Linked DNA regions of Homo sapiens: region 2 is linked to region 1. A link is a contact called in ENCODE Hi-C or POLR2A ChIA-PET data. All regions are on one chromosome and are shown on one strand. The core of a region is the stretch at or near the end of the contact, and the rest is flanking DNA. Distances in the headings are between cores, read along the strand shown.

The links. Hi-C counts contacts between places; a loop is a spot of excess contacts on that map. ChIA-PET counts read pairs that join two places held with the same protein, here RNA polymerase II (POLR2A). Pooled maps may share reads with other maps.
Region 2: a loop to region 1 is called in a map with no recorded cell type, with 8 times the contacts of the local background. The contact joins two enhancer-like sites. A Hi-C loop is called at or near these places in 6 of 37 single-sample maps with no recorded cell type and 4 of 50 pooled maps. POLR2A ChIA-PET finds 5 or more read pairs at or near these places in 1 of 52 experiments (GM12878).

Annotation. Positions count from the first base shown.
Region 1 is chr22:25,398,606-25,405,551 of GRCh38, forward strand. It overlaps the pseudogene LRP5L. Among named protein-coding and RNA genes, the nearest start is that of MIR6817, 54 kb to the right of the region's middle. RefSeq lists enhancers at 1-316, 2,042-2,101, 2,262-2,361, 2,472-2,651, 3,902-4,101 and silencers at 5,477-5,771, 6,323-6,492, 6,533-6,946. Within about 2 kb of position 2,391, at least 23 of the 41 ENCODE cell types and tissues checked have a DNase peak (open chromatin) inside an H3K27ac peak, as active enhancers do.
Region 2 is chr22:25,479,014-25,485,959 of GRCh38, forward strand. LOC124905094 (a long non-coding RNA gene) reads left to right here. Exons shown (of 2, transcript XR_007068036.1): 2 at 1-958. Among named protein-coding and RNA genes, the nearest start is that of MIR6817, 27 kb to the left of the region's middle. Within about 2 kb of position 4,363, at least 2 of the 41 ENCODE cell types and tissues checked have a DNase peak (open chromatin) inside an H3K27ac peak, as active enhancers do.

The DNA.
Region 1 (6,946 bases), core at 1,141-3,640:
GCAATGCAGTGGAGTGGAGCCTGTGCCGCCCCCACCAGGCACCTTCTCAGGAGAGGAACCATTATCATACGCTTGAAGGGGCCCTCGAGGCCTCAGAAAGGCTAAAAACCACTTTCCTCTTTGAGTGAACCTTCACTTCAGTTTAACCACAAGAAAAATTACATTAAGGCTGGGGGCAGTGACTCATACCTGTAATCCCAGCACTTGGGGAGGCTGAGGTGGGTGGATCACTTGAGCCCAGGAGTTCAAGACCAGCCTGGGCAACATAGTGAAACCCTGTCTCTACAAAAAATAAATAAAATTAGCTGGCCGTGGTGGTACACACCTGTGGTCTCAACTACTTGCGGGCTGAGGTGAGAGGATTGCTTCAGCCCAGGAGGTAGACGCTGCAGTGAGCAGTGATTGTATCACTGCACTCCAGACTGGGCAACAGAGCAAGACTCAAAAAAAAAAAAAAATTAAATCTTGGCTGGGCGCGATGGCTCCTGCCTGTAATCCCAGCACTTTGGGAGGCCGAGGCGGGCGGATCACGAAGTCAGGAGATTGAGACCATCTTGGCTAACATGGTGAAACCCCGTCTCTACTTAAAAAAATACAAAAAATTAGCCGGGCGTGGTGGCAGGTGCCTGTAGTCCCAGCTACTCGGGAGGCTGAGGCAGGAGAATGGCATGAACCCGGGAAGCGGAGCTTGCAGTGAGCCGAGATCGCACCACTGCACTGCAGTCTGGGGGACAGAGTGAGACTCCGTCTCAAAAAAAAAAAATTTAAATCTCCAAAAAATATTACAATAAGGCAAACTAAAAACAGATGTTTTAAATATACATATTAAATTAAATACACTTCAATAGAGCAAATAAGAAAATACCCAGAAAGCGACCAGGCACGGTGGCTCACGCCTGTAATCCCAGCACTTTGGGAGGCCGAGGCAGGCAGATGACAAGGTCAGGAGATGGAGACCATCCTGGCTAACAAGGTGAAACCTCGTCTCTACTAAAAAAACAAATACAAAAAATTAGCCAAGCTTGGTGGCGGGTGCCTGTAGTCCCAGCTACTCAGGAGGCTGAGGCAGAGGAACGGTGTGAACTCAGGAGGTGGAGCTTGCAGTGAGCTGAGATCGCACCACTGCACTCTAGCCTGGGCAACAGAGCCAGACTCCGTCTCAAAAAAAAAAAAAGAAAATACCCAGAAAGCACAATCTCCCCACCCGCAAGACAACCTCCCAGGGGGTCCACGGCAGGAGATCCCAAGCACGAGGGACAGAGAACAGTGACCCTGTGAAGGATCCTCCAGCCCATCAGGCTCAATCAGAATATGAGGCTCCTGCCACTGTGAGAGCAAGAGGCACAGTTGCGCAGCAGCCACAGGCTCTGGCACACCATGAGCCAGGCCAGCAAAGCGTCAACTGCCCCCTACAAGGCGACAGGCAAACCATGACAAACTGGAAACCAGAGACTGGACCTGGAGCACAGGGACCACTACAAGGGCCTTGGAAATGGGCAGGGACCATGGATGGCCACCCGCATGTGTAAGAGCGGCCCGTCTGCACATGTCTCTGCATGGCTTAGGGGCACAAGTCCCCCCCAACTCCCAACCCAGGAAGGCAGCCCCCATTTAACCAGGTGGGGCAAGAAGGGATAGGGCCAGCATCCGGCTCTGCTTTTTTTTTTTTTTTTTTTGGAGACGGAGTCTCACTCTGTCCCCGAGTCTGGAGTGCAGTGGCCCAATCTCGGCTCACTGCAAGCTCCGCCTCCCGGGTTCACACCATTCTCCTGCCTCAACCTCCCGAGTAGTTGGGACTACAGGTGCCTGCCTCCACGCCCGGCTAGTTTTTTGTATTTTTAGTAGAGATGGGGTTTCACCGTGTTAGCCAGGAAGGTCTCGATCTCCTGACCTTGTGATCTGCCTGCCTCGGCCTCCCAAAGTGCTGGGATTACAGGCGTGAACCACCGTGCCCGGCTGGGCTCTGCTCTTAACGCAGGGCTCTAGGCCCCCTCGGGGGCAACCAGCACAGAGCTCAGACCACAAATACCTTCACCCACCTCCTGGTCCCCATCTGGACAAGGGTGCTGGGGACTGGCTCTCAGTCACACCCTCAGGGTACTCTTCAAAGGACAGCTGGGGCCCCAGGGCATGAGCTTTTGGCCCCCAGCTCCCTTACCCCAGACAACAGCTCTTGGGACCCCACCAGCACCGGCAAGGTGGACACCATCGTCCCAATTTTGCAGATGAGGAAACTCAGGCTGAGGGCCGGCACACAGCTCTCCAGAGCTGAAGAGAATGCAGAGAGCAGCTGGAGCCAGCCAGTGGGTCCCTGGCGCCAGCTCGTAGCAAGCCACAGCCGCCTCCGCCCTTCATGCTTGGGTTGCGCTGCCCCAGGACAGCCTTCCAGGGTGGCCTGGCATGGAGCCCAGACCCTGCTGCTTCCTGAACAAATAAGTGAACGAGGCCACCAAGCCAAGGGGCTGGATGCAGCCCCAGCTCCTGCCAGGGCCTCCCCAACAGACTCCCTGTTTGGAGAGCGCATTGTCTCCAAGGCCTCAAACCACAAATGTCCGGCTGTCTCACAGCTTCTGTAACCTGAACTTGGCCCTCACCCTGCCCTCCCAGGGCTCCTCTCAGGGCCCAGGCCCCTCCTCTCAGAGGCCAACACTGACTACCCAGCTCATTCTCATCACCTGGCTCATTCCTGAACCTCACTCAGCAGGAGAGTCTCAGGCCAGATCCTCCCACCAGCCACCTCCACCAGGACGCATGAGCCCTGTTCATGCTGGCTGGGAGACACAACCAACCAATATCAATCCAATCAGTGGATGAACTGACAAATATAATGTGGTCCCTCCACACAATGGAATATTATTCAGCCACAAAAAGGGTTGAAATAGGACGGGCATGGTGGCTCACGCCTGTAATCCCAGCACTTTGGGAGGCCGAGGCTGCCAGCTCACTTGACGTCAGGAGTTCAAGACCAGCCTTGCCAACATGGTGAAACCCCGTCTCTACTAAAAATACAAAAATTTGCTGGGTGTGGTGGCGAGCACCCATTAGTAATCCAAGCTATTTGGGAGGCAGAGGCAGGAGAATCACTTAAATCCAGGAGGCAGAAGTTGCAGTGAGCCGAGATTGTGCCACTGCACTCCAGCCTGGGCAACAGAGCAAGACTCCATCTCAAAAAAAAAAAAAAAAAAAAGGCTGAAACACCCATACCTGGGACTACTTGGATGACCCCTGAAAACATTACAGTAACCAAGGAAGTCAGCCACAAAAAACAACGATGTATTGTATGATTCCCTTCATACAAAATGCACAGAACAGGCAGAGCCATAGAGGCAGAAAGCAGACTGGTGCTCATCAGGGGGTCGGGGGAGAGGGAACGAGAAGTCACTGTGCAATGGGTATGGGTTTTACTTTGGGGTGATGGAAATCTCTTCTAACTTCATAGAAGTGATGGTTGTAAGCACTGTGGATGTACTAAATGCCTGCCTTGTATACTTTAATTTTATATCATGTAAGTTTCACCTCAATTAAAAAAAAAAGATCAACTTGACACTTTTCACCTAGGAAAGGTCTGGCTTCAGCTTTCATTTCCTATCAGTCCTGCCTAAAGCCTTCCAGTAGCTTCCACTGCCTTCTGGATCACAGTGAGACTCCACAGCATGATCTGGCCTCTAAGGACCTCTCACAGGACGCCCCGAGGGTGAAGGAGCACCCCTGGGCCCATCTCTGCATAGCTGCACAGCTTGTTTCCCTTCCTCCCCTCTACACGGGAAGCCCTGCCTACAGCGGAGGGGCCTTATTTGCCATTCTATCACATTCAACCCCAGCACTTCACACAGTAGCAGACACCAAAGCGAAACAGCAACAGCATTACACTGGGCCAGGTGCACGTTCACTCACTGAATTCATGGTAGGAAGGATTCTTATCCCCATTTTACAGCTGAGAAAACTGAGGCACACAAAGGTAGCGTCAGCTTCTCAAGCTTCCCAGCACAGCAAGCGGCCAGGCTGGGATCAGACTCTGGACACAGGGGCTCTGTCCACAGTGCTAACTACTCCTGCCCCCCAGGGCTGCAGCAGTGAGTGAGTGAGGTGGTCAGTGGACTGGATGTCCAAGGTCACACAGACTATTGTAATAACAGCCTCTAGACCGGCCAGGGCCAGAAAGATCAAGGACTCCTACATACAACTGCCACTGCAGCACTGCCGCTGCCAGTCCCCAGCCTGGGCCAGGGATGGGGCTAAAGGTCTCACACAGGGCACTAAGGGCTTCCCAAGGCCTGGGAGAGGAGCGAGGCAAGATGACAGAAACTAGGTATGGTGCCCAAAGTCAAACAGCTACTGAGCATGTAAATCCAGGTGGGTCTGACCCCAAAACCCCCTATCAGCCCTGCAACCCGTTGCTGCAAGGGAGAAAGCAACTCGGAGGCCTCACCTGCCTGCACCTTCACCCCCCATCTCTGTGTGTGAGTTCTACTAAATGCCTGAGCAGTGACACAGTGCCGCTGAAATTAAACGGATTCCAAAAACGACAGGAAGCACGAGGTGGATCTCCCCAGAAAAGTGCTGAACAAATGTTGGCTCGGGTTCACCCGGGAATTTCTTGGAACTGAACAAGGGAAGTTCAACGCCAAGGGGCCCTGCTTTAGAGGGGACTCTCTCAGGGTGCCCCACACAGCCCTTAGTTAACCCCACTCAGCCCTGCTGGCCTTGGCCTTGGGCATCTACAGGAGGAAACTCCAGGGTGAAAGGGGGTGCCTAGACAGGCGGGTCCTGGAATAAGCACTTGGGCCCCGAGGAGAGAGGCCTAGGGCTTGGAAGCTGGGGAGGTTCTCAGCACTGGGACCACTAGAACAAAGCCATTTCCGTGGGTTCACAGCTTCCAATTGCAACAGGAAGCAATCAGGAAAAATAATTAGCTGCCCACTTACTGGCTTCGCTGAAGTCCGAGGCATGTATCTCACACAGAAAATCAGGGACATAACATCAAAACCGTTCCTCCTTTTCCTTTTATTTTAGGACTGGATCACCACATTTGCTGGGGCTCCCAGGCCTTGCTGCCTAATGTTAAAATAATCAACTCTATTTTTGCCTCACATACAACTGAACTCCACAGCTGTAGTTCTTTCTCCTTAGGGGCTCCAACCACATGAACGACAGACATTTGATTCCAGCAACATCACCTAAAACGTGCACAAAACCCAAACTGCAATGAGGTGAAAGGCAAACGTGGTCAGCCTAGAAACTCCCCCTTTAAAACAAACAGCTTCCTCAAAACCCCTTTTGCCTCCTTGACCCACGCATTTCCGGAAAAAGGAACGGTGCTGGCCTGTACTCCCCAGATACTGTCGCTGTTTTGTCTTCACCTTGTTTTGCTAGCTCCCGACAAGGCCCCAAAATGTAAACACGCTCCTGAGAGAGGCAAATTTGGGGTGAAACTGTCCACAGAATCTCTAGGTTTGGGTCAGAGGTAGGAGGACTTGAAACAAAGGCCAAGCTCCTCCTGTTCCCCGCTGCCCCCTACACCTCCAGAAGAGAGGCTGCAGCCCAGGGGAACAGACTACACGGCCACCCCCCTGCACCATCCACACTGGAAATATTCAAGGAGACAGCTGTTTGCCTTAAGGAGGCACAGACAAAGGGGCCCAAGATCCTCCCAGCTAAACTGCCACAAACAGAACAGGAGCCCAGGCGTGCACAGGCACTTGCGGGCCGTGCCACTTGGCTGGCCATACTCCAGAAAAGCAAAACACGCACATCCGAAGAGAATGATTTAGGCAGCAAGAGGCTTGCTTCAAAAACCACATGGCCATCTCCAAATTAAAAGAACATGTGTAGCGTTTCACAAACTGCTTAAGTGTCCTGAGTCCTCCTGACCTCAACTCCACCCCTTGGGAAACACCAAAAGTTGGAGACAAAGTTGCCCGGCCTTACTCTCTCCCCACTGGAGAGTACAACTGAGGCACGAACCTGCCTCCCCTACTGTCCCGCGCTCTGGGACCATGTCACCACCCCCCCCGCCCCCCTCCGGGCAGCCGACCCGGGGAGGGACACCATCTGGGACCCCGGCGGCCACAAGGGGCATTCGGGTCGCCCCGGCACCTGGCATGTGTCAGTCCGCTTGGAAACCCACAGCCACGGCTCACAGGGGCAGCGCCACCGGCCAGGCAGCCCCGCACCCGGGCTCAGAACTTTCTCGCTGCAACCTCAGCCGGTCCTCGGAGCACGCGGGCCGGCCGCGCGGCCGCTGGAAACAGAGTCGCGAACCGGCTTCCCGGGCCAGGCCCGCCTCCGGGCCCCAAGTCCCAACTTGGTGCCCGGCCCGGGCCACACGGGCCCAGCGCGGGCTCGGCTCCTGGCTTCCTACGGGCGCGGGCAGGTGAGGACCGGCCGGCGCCGCCCGCGCGCCCTCCTCACCGGCCCGGGACGCGGCGTCCCCGGGGATGGCCCGGGCAGGGACGGCGGGGGGATCCCCGGTGCGCGCCCCAACTCGCCCCCAACTCGCTTCCAAGGCGGCGGTGGCGCCCGTGCACTTGGTCGCGGGGCCGCCCGGGCCATTGTACTAGCAGCCCGCGGTCCCGGGTCGGCCCGCGCCCACCTACCTGCGGCGGGGGCCGGGCAGCCGCACAGCGCCAGCAGCAGCGGCCACGGCGGCCCGGGCAGTGCAGCCTCCATGTTGTCCAGCGGCCGGACGGGCTGGCGCCGCGCTCACTCGGGCTCCACAGCGCGGCGGCGGCGGCTGCGGCGGCTCCTCGCGCGTGTCCCTGCATCTTCGTCTTCCCCGTTGGGCGCCGCGGACCAGGACGACTGGGAGGAGGGAGCAGGGCGCGCGTGAGCGGAAGCAGCGCCGCGTCTCCGCCCCCCGCTGACGCAGCCGCCCGCGCCCCAGGGAGCCGGCCGGCGGCCGGGCGGGCCCCACGGCCCCAGCGGCCCGGGTCCCCGCGGCCCCTCC
Region 2 (6,946 bases), core at 3,113-5,612, 82 kb after region 1:
ATTTTGGCTTTTGGCCAGGACTAAAGGGTGAGAGGTAGTATGGAGAAGGAATTAAGGCCCTGTGGAGAGGCCTGGGCTTAAATCCTGGCATTGATGTTTACCAGCTCTGAGGCTTGTACGTGGCCAATCACTTAAACACTCTGGGCCAGTTTCCTCAACTGTAAAACGGGCATAGTCACAGTGCCTACTTGATCCATCCTTGTGTTCCTCTCAGGCTTGCTTTGTAAGACTCCTGGACTCCTTAGGTTTTATCAATCCTGGTGCCCTTCCATTGTATCACATCCTTGGATCACAGTGATGGGTTCAGGAATAGACACATGACCCAAGGGAGGCTAATCAGGTGAATATAGGGAGATGTTCTTTCTTTCTTAAGGTGGCTACGTTTAGGACATGAGCCAGGGTTGCCAGTGTCACCCATCACATGTACCATATGAATAACTCTTGTCTAAGATCTGGCAAGAGATGGTGGAGCCTAATGACATTGTTAAAGATCCTGGATACAGCCATACCTGAAGCGTATCCAGAATTCCGGCTGAGTATCTGTACTAGTCAATGTTCTCCAAATAATATACACAGGCATAACTCAGAGATACTGTAGGTTTGGTTGCAGGCCACCTCAATAAAACAAATATTGCAATAAAGTGGGTCATAGGAATTTTTGATTTCCCAGTGCACGTAAAAGTTACACTATAGTGTATTAAGTGTGCAATACCATTACATCTAAAAACCACTGTACATACCTTAATTAAAAATACTTTATTGCTAGCAATCATCTGAGCCTTCTGCAAATTGTAATCTTTTTGCTCGTGGAGGGTCATGCCTTGATGTTTATGGCTGCTGACTCATTAGGGTGGTGGTTGCTGAAGGTTGGGGTGGCTGTGGCAGTTTCTTAAAATATGACAACAATAAAGTTGGCCACATTGATGGACTCTTTCATTAAAGATTTCATGGAAGCATATGATACTGTTTGATAGCACTTTATGGACAGTAGAACTTCTTTCAAAATTTGAGTTAATCCTCTCCAACCCTGCTGCTGCTTTAGCTATTAAGTGTATGAAATATTCTAAATGTGGCCAGGCGCAGTGGCTCATGCCTGTAATCCCAGCACTTTGGGAGGCCAAGGTGGGTGGATCACCTGAGGTCAGGAGTTTGAGACCAGTCTAACTAATATGGTGAAACCCTATCTCTACTAAAAATACAAAAATTAGCTGGGTGTGATGGTGGGCATCGTAGTCCCAGCTACTTGGGAGGCTGAGGCAAGAGAATCACTTGAACCCAGGAGGCGGAGGTTGTAGTGAGCCAAGATTGTGCCACTGCACTCCAGTCTGGGCCACAGAGTGAGACTCCACTTCAAAAAAAAAAAAAAAAAAAAAAAAAAAAATATATATATATATATATATACATACATATGTATGTATATATATATATTCTAAATGTTTGTTGTCATATCAACGATGTTCACAGCATCTTCACCAGCAGTAGGTTCCACCTCAAAATACACTTACTTTGTTCATCTATAAGAAGCAGTTTACCATTCATTTAAGTTGTTTTTTTCAAAGAGTTAAAATCTCACTTTGGCACCTAGACTGGAGTGCAGTGGTGTGATCATTGCTCACTACAGCCTCAAATTCCTGGGCTCAGGTGATCCTCCTGCCTCAGCCTCCCAAGTAGCTTGGGACTGCATGTGTGCACCACCACACCCAGCTTAAAGTTGTATGAGATTGCAGCAATTCAAGAACCAGCAGTCTGGATAGTCAAGAAGAGCTCATGTTTTTGTTTGATTTGGAAAACAGGAGAAGATCAGTGTCCCAGCTCAATGCCAGTAGTCAGGAAAATTTCCCTCTAACTTGTAGGAGTATGAGCCTTTTGTTCTATTCAGGCCTTTAACGGATTGGGTGAGAGCCACCCATAGCAGGGAAGAAAATTTACTCAGTCTACCAATTCATGTGTTAATCTTATCCAAAAACGCCCTCACAGACACACCCAGAATAATGTTTGACCAAATATCTGGGCACCCTGTGGCTCAGTCAAGTTGACACATAAAGTTAACCATCACAGTGTCCCAAGTTATATGATCTAATACTGTCCCCTTTTTCTTTTAGACGGAGTCTTGCTCTGTCACCAGCCTGGAGTGCAGTGGCGCAATCTCTGCTCACTGTAACCTCTGCCTCCTGGGTTCAAGTGATTCTCCTGCCTCAGCCTCCCAAGCAGGTGGGACTACAGGTGCGTGCCACCACACCCAGCTAATTTTTGTACTTTTTTAGTAGAGTCGGGGTTTCACCATGTTGACCAGGATGGTCTTGATCTCTTGACTTCATGATCCACCCACCTCGGCCTCCCAAAGTGCTGGGATTACAGGCGTGAGCCACCACACCTGGCTACCTTCCCCTATTTGTTTTAAACACATTTTGTTTGACAGAACTTGCTCACAACCAACAGTTTGAATGATAGAAATGCTTATTTCATAGGGATAGTGAAACAACAAATGATCTCTCTCATAGCACAATGCCTGAGGGGGACAGTGGGTGCTCAAAAATAATAATCATTGATGCATGTTATAGAGAAATATCATGGGAAGAGGATTTTCCCATTTTGCTCCCACTTCTCCCCACAATGCTGACACATAAAATTAACCATCAGTGTCCAAGTTATGTGTTCTAATATCTTCCCCTATTTGTTTTAAACACATTTAAAAACACGTTTAAACAGAAATAATAACCATTGATGCATGTTATAGAGAAATATCATTGGAGAAGTCAGAAAACAGGCAGACATTTCTTCTACTTCCACTACATCACGTTCTCTCTCTCTTTTTTTTTTTTGTGAGGCGGAGTCTCGCTCTGCAGCCCAGGCTGGAGTGCAGTGGCGCCATCTCGGCTCCCTGCAAGCTCCGCCTCCTGGGTTCACGCCATTCTCCTGCCTCAGCCTCCCGAGTAGCTGGGACGACAGGCACCTGCCACCACGCCTGGCTAATTTTTTGTATTTTTAGTAGAGACGGGGTTTCACCGTTAGCCAGGATGGTCTCGATCTCCTGACCTCCATCATGTCCTCTCTTTATCAGGGGTACCCAACGGTTTTAGGCAGATGGGACAGACCCTGCAATCCACAGACAAACTCTATGTTCTAAGATGTTTGGCACAATTATTCATAAGCTCAAAGATAAGGAACCTGTAGAATTCTTCCTTAAGGCTATCGTCTGGTACATAATCTAATTTTGATGTCTAAAGCTTAACATCACTTGTCTTTCTCTTTGCATTTTCTGTAATAAATTCTAATCTCACCCAGACTAATGGATGCCTAGCGTGGTAGAGATAAAAATCTGTACTCAGGAAAGCAAAATGAAATACACATTAAAAACTTTTAAACTAGGTATCCCTGCTACATATCTTTTGAAGCATGGTGGATGTATTGATTTTGACCACTAGCGTCCCTTCCTTGATGAAACCATGCCTCCCTCACTCCCCAGAGGCTGTTAATCACTGTTGTCTGCCCTCCTCACCACAGCGGAGGGCCTGTGACCAGGCTGAGCCAATCCTAGCACCCATGTCAGTGTCCTCTTGGGCTCAGTGATTGGTCCTGAGGTGAACATGTGACCCAAGCAGAGCCAATCCAAATCCTTAGTTGGATTTCTATGTGGAAGCTGAGAGAGAGGAAGAGCGATAGATAGATAGATAGTTAGATAGATAGATAGATAGATAGATAGACAGACAGACAGACAGACAGATAGTTAGACCTTATGGATTACAAGCTGTAAGGATGAAGCTTGGGACTGCCTGTGACCATTCTTTATACCTAGTAGAGGGAGTAACACATGAAAGAGAGATGGAGAGAGAACTGAGTGCCAGCCACATGGGTCAATAGCACATGAGAACCTGGATCTAACTACATTTTCCGTATCTTGCTTAAATTCATTTGAGCTAAAACAATGATCTCTGGCTGTTCCACACTCCTCAAATTCACTTAAAAATGATGAAGAAAGCTACAGACCTGTTTGTGCAGAAGAGTTCCAGCTTGGGCCATGCAGGCTGAGCGTCTCCATGCCAGATGGCCAAGATTCCCACTACCCTTTTGTGTTCTGGAAGTCTGCCCTGGTGCCCCAACCTGCAGATCTTGGATGGAGAGGACTGGGATAGGATACCCAAATCCTGACTCTCTGAGCCTTAGTATTCTTCTCTATCAACTGTAGATAACAGTCCCTACCTCAAAGGACAGTAAGAAAATTAAATAAGATTAATTTTACTACTTAATAAATTAATGGGCTGGCACAGAGGAAGTGCCCCATCAGCAGGAGCTGTCTAGCCCCAATACTCAAAAGTTCCCAGCCTGCTGCTCCCTCTCCTGCCTGACCCAGTTTTTCATCTAAATTTGGCCATTGGCCCAGGCCCTGGCCTATTTTAGGTACACCTCTTTTTGTTGCAGGAAAAAGAGACTCAGACAAGCTACCTTAAAACAAGGGGTTTATTGTAAGAATGAATGGGAACAGGAACATGGAGTGGGTGGAGGCAGGGAAACCCTCAGGACTGAAGCTGTTTTGATGTGAGAATTCTTTTTTTTTTTTTTTCTCCTTCAGAAGGAATCATTTCACCTGTCACATATCGTTGCAGAAAGGGCCTTTTGCCAGGACTGGATGTAAACAAACCTCAGAGAGGTATTGTCAAAGGCTAAGTCTCTCCTGCATTGGTAGAGAGAGACTGGATTTTGTTGTTGTTGCTAATAATTTTGATTCAAGTTTTAACAGCTCTCAGGCCTGTAAGGTCTGCAGTGAGAAAGGAAGTGAGCAGGAACGTCAGAATGGAGGGATGTGTGAAGTGACTGTTATTTATTATCCAAAGCAAGATACTTTGAGAATGAAAGAGGCACTATGAAGAATTACACAAGGACAATAGACATTAAAACAGTCCAGGGAAACCAGGACATAGGGTCGCCTTAAGAGTACAAGGGTCTGGGAAGGAAGGGATGGGGAAAGTGGGTTCTCAGACTGAAAAGAGGTCCAGGAGTGTGGCTGCTGCCCAGAAAGTGCCAGGTTCATAAGTGGAGGGCTGGACAGCCAGGAGGGAAGCACCTGGGTACCCAGAGATAATTTTATATTGCCTGCCCAGTAGGTGGACAACCTTCAGGCATGGCTTGATCCAGGGGCTCAAATGTCAACAGGATCCTGTTTCTCTTTCTCTCTGTACTCATGGAACTTTGATCCATCTGCAACAAAGGCCAATGGCAGCCCACAGCCTACACAGAGGGAGACCCAGGCCCTTCTACTCATCTTCTCAGACTTCCACTCTCCAATGTTTGAAACCATAGGAGACCTCTATACACTGGCAGGTCATGGAGAGAAACTCCCCAGATACTTAGAGTGGGAAAGTGGGACTGAAGGTGAGCATCCCCATCCCATCCTGGATCAGTGTGGGCACACCTCCCTGTGACATGCAAAGCTCTTCATATCACATCTGTACACTCAGAACTCCATACATGCTGTGAGTCTTCCCTGACCTCCACCACTTCCTCCAGGTCTCTGCTTTCTAGTGACCACACCTCTCCTTGACTCTTCACTTTGTCTTCCTGACTGACTCCTAGCCCTGACCCTTATCTCAAAGCCTAGCAATGCTGAGACAACGTTTTCCACTCCCCAGGTAGGCCCCAGAATGCTCTCACCCCCGGGGGATCATGGGCCCCTCCCTATGATAGACATATGTGGCTCTTCTCATCCAGCTTATTACCTCTCCCTTTTATGTGGCAACAATGCCCCAGTATTGCTAGAGTGGGAAACCCCCTCACTCACATTCATTCTCTATGCTTTCAAGGAAGCCATCTCCACCCTGGATATGAGTAATGGAACATAGGACCTAAACTAAGCCAGCCAGCACATTCTGTCTCTCTGGCCACTAACTAGTCTAAGTATGGGTCAATCAGAGTCTGTGCATGGCCTAAAGTCCTAAGAAGAGCCTGCGGATTCTTTTCTGAGGCTCTTGGAGGGATGAAGATGGAATGCAGAGCTGTCAATGCCATTTTTGTTGAGGGATCTGCACATGTTGTCATATCCAAGGAAGTCATGTTGAGAAGTGGAGAAACAGGATCTTGGTGATATCAGTGAAGACCCTGGATCAAGCCATACCTGAAGGTCTGCCCTTGGGCTGTTCAAACACAGGAGCCAATGAATTCCCTTTTCTCAGGCCAGGTTCTCTGCTACTTGCAATTGACAGAGCTCTAACTGAAGATTAGGACCCCTGGCCAAGAGGATGCTCAAACCAAAGGGATAAACAAATTACATAGCTGCTCACACAAAGCTCTGAGCCCTGCCCTCCCATAGGGTAAATTTCCAGGGTCTACCTAAAGCTATTGACCCACATCCTCCTATCCACTAACCCATGCTGTCTTACACAATCTAGTCCTGGCAATATTATGAAGTAGGTTAAGTCTGTTTCTGAAGCTCCAGTGTCCCACCTGACTGCCCTCTGTGCAGCCCCCAGCCCAAAAAGTGGGTCTACGCAGCCTAGTTCATGCATATCTGGGCTCCCTGGAGCTTACTCGCTCCCCACCTCCCTCTGCTCGGGGTCCCAAATCCCACTGCTGTCTCCAAGACCCTGCAAAACCCAGCCCCTGACCTCCCTGTGCTTGTCCTGCACTGTATGCCTCTCACTCTGGGTGCCAGCGATGTGGGTGACTTCCCGGGTCCTTGACTCAGCAAACTCTTTCCCATATTGGGGCCTTTGCAGATGCGGTTCCTCTGGCCAAGAATCCCTTTTCCATATTTGCACCTAGTTATCTTCTAATCCTCCTTTAAGTCTCAGGGGAAATGTCACTCCCCCAGCAAGTCCTTTGTAGCCTTTAATCCAGATCAGGCCAACCCATTTTACATTCTCATAGCACCTTGTGGCTTGTCTCTTGGAACTATAATTCTGTGCTTAGTTGCTCCTTGGGGGCTGTCACAAAACCTGGCACATGGTAGGTT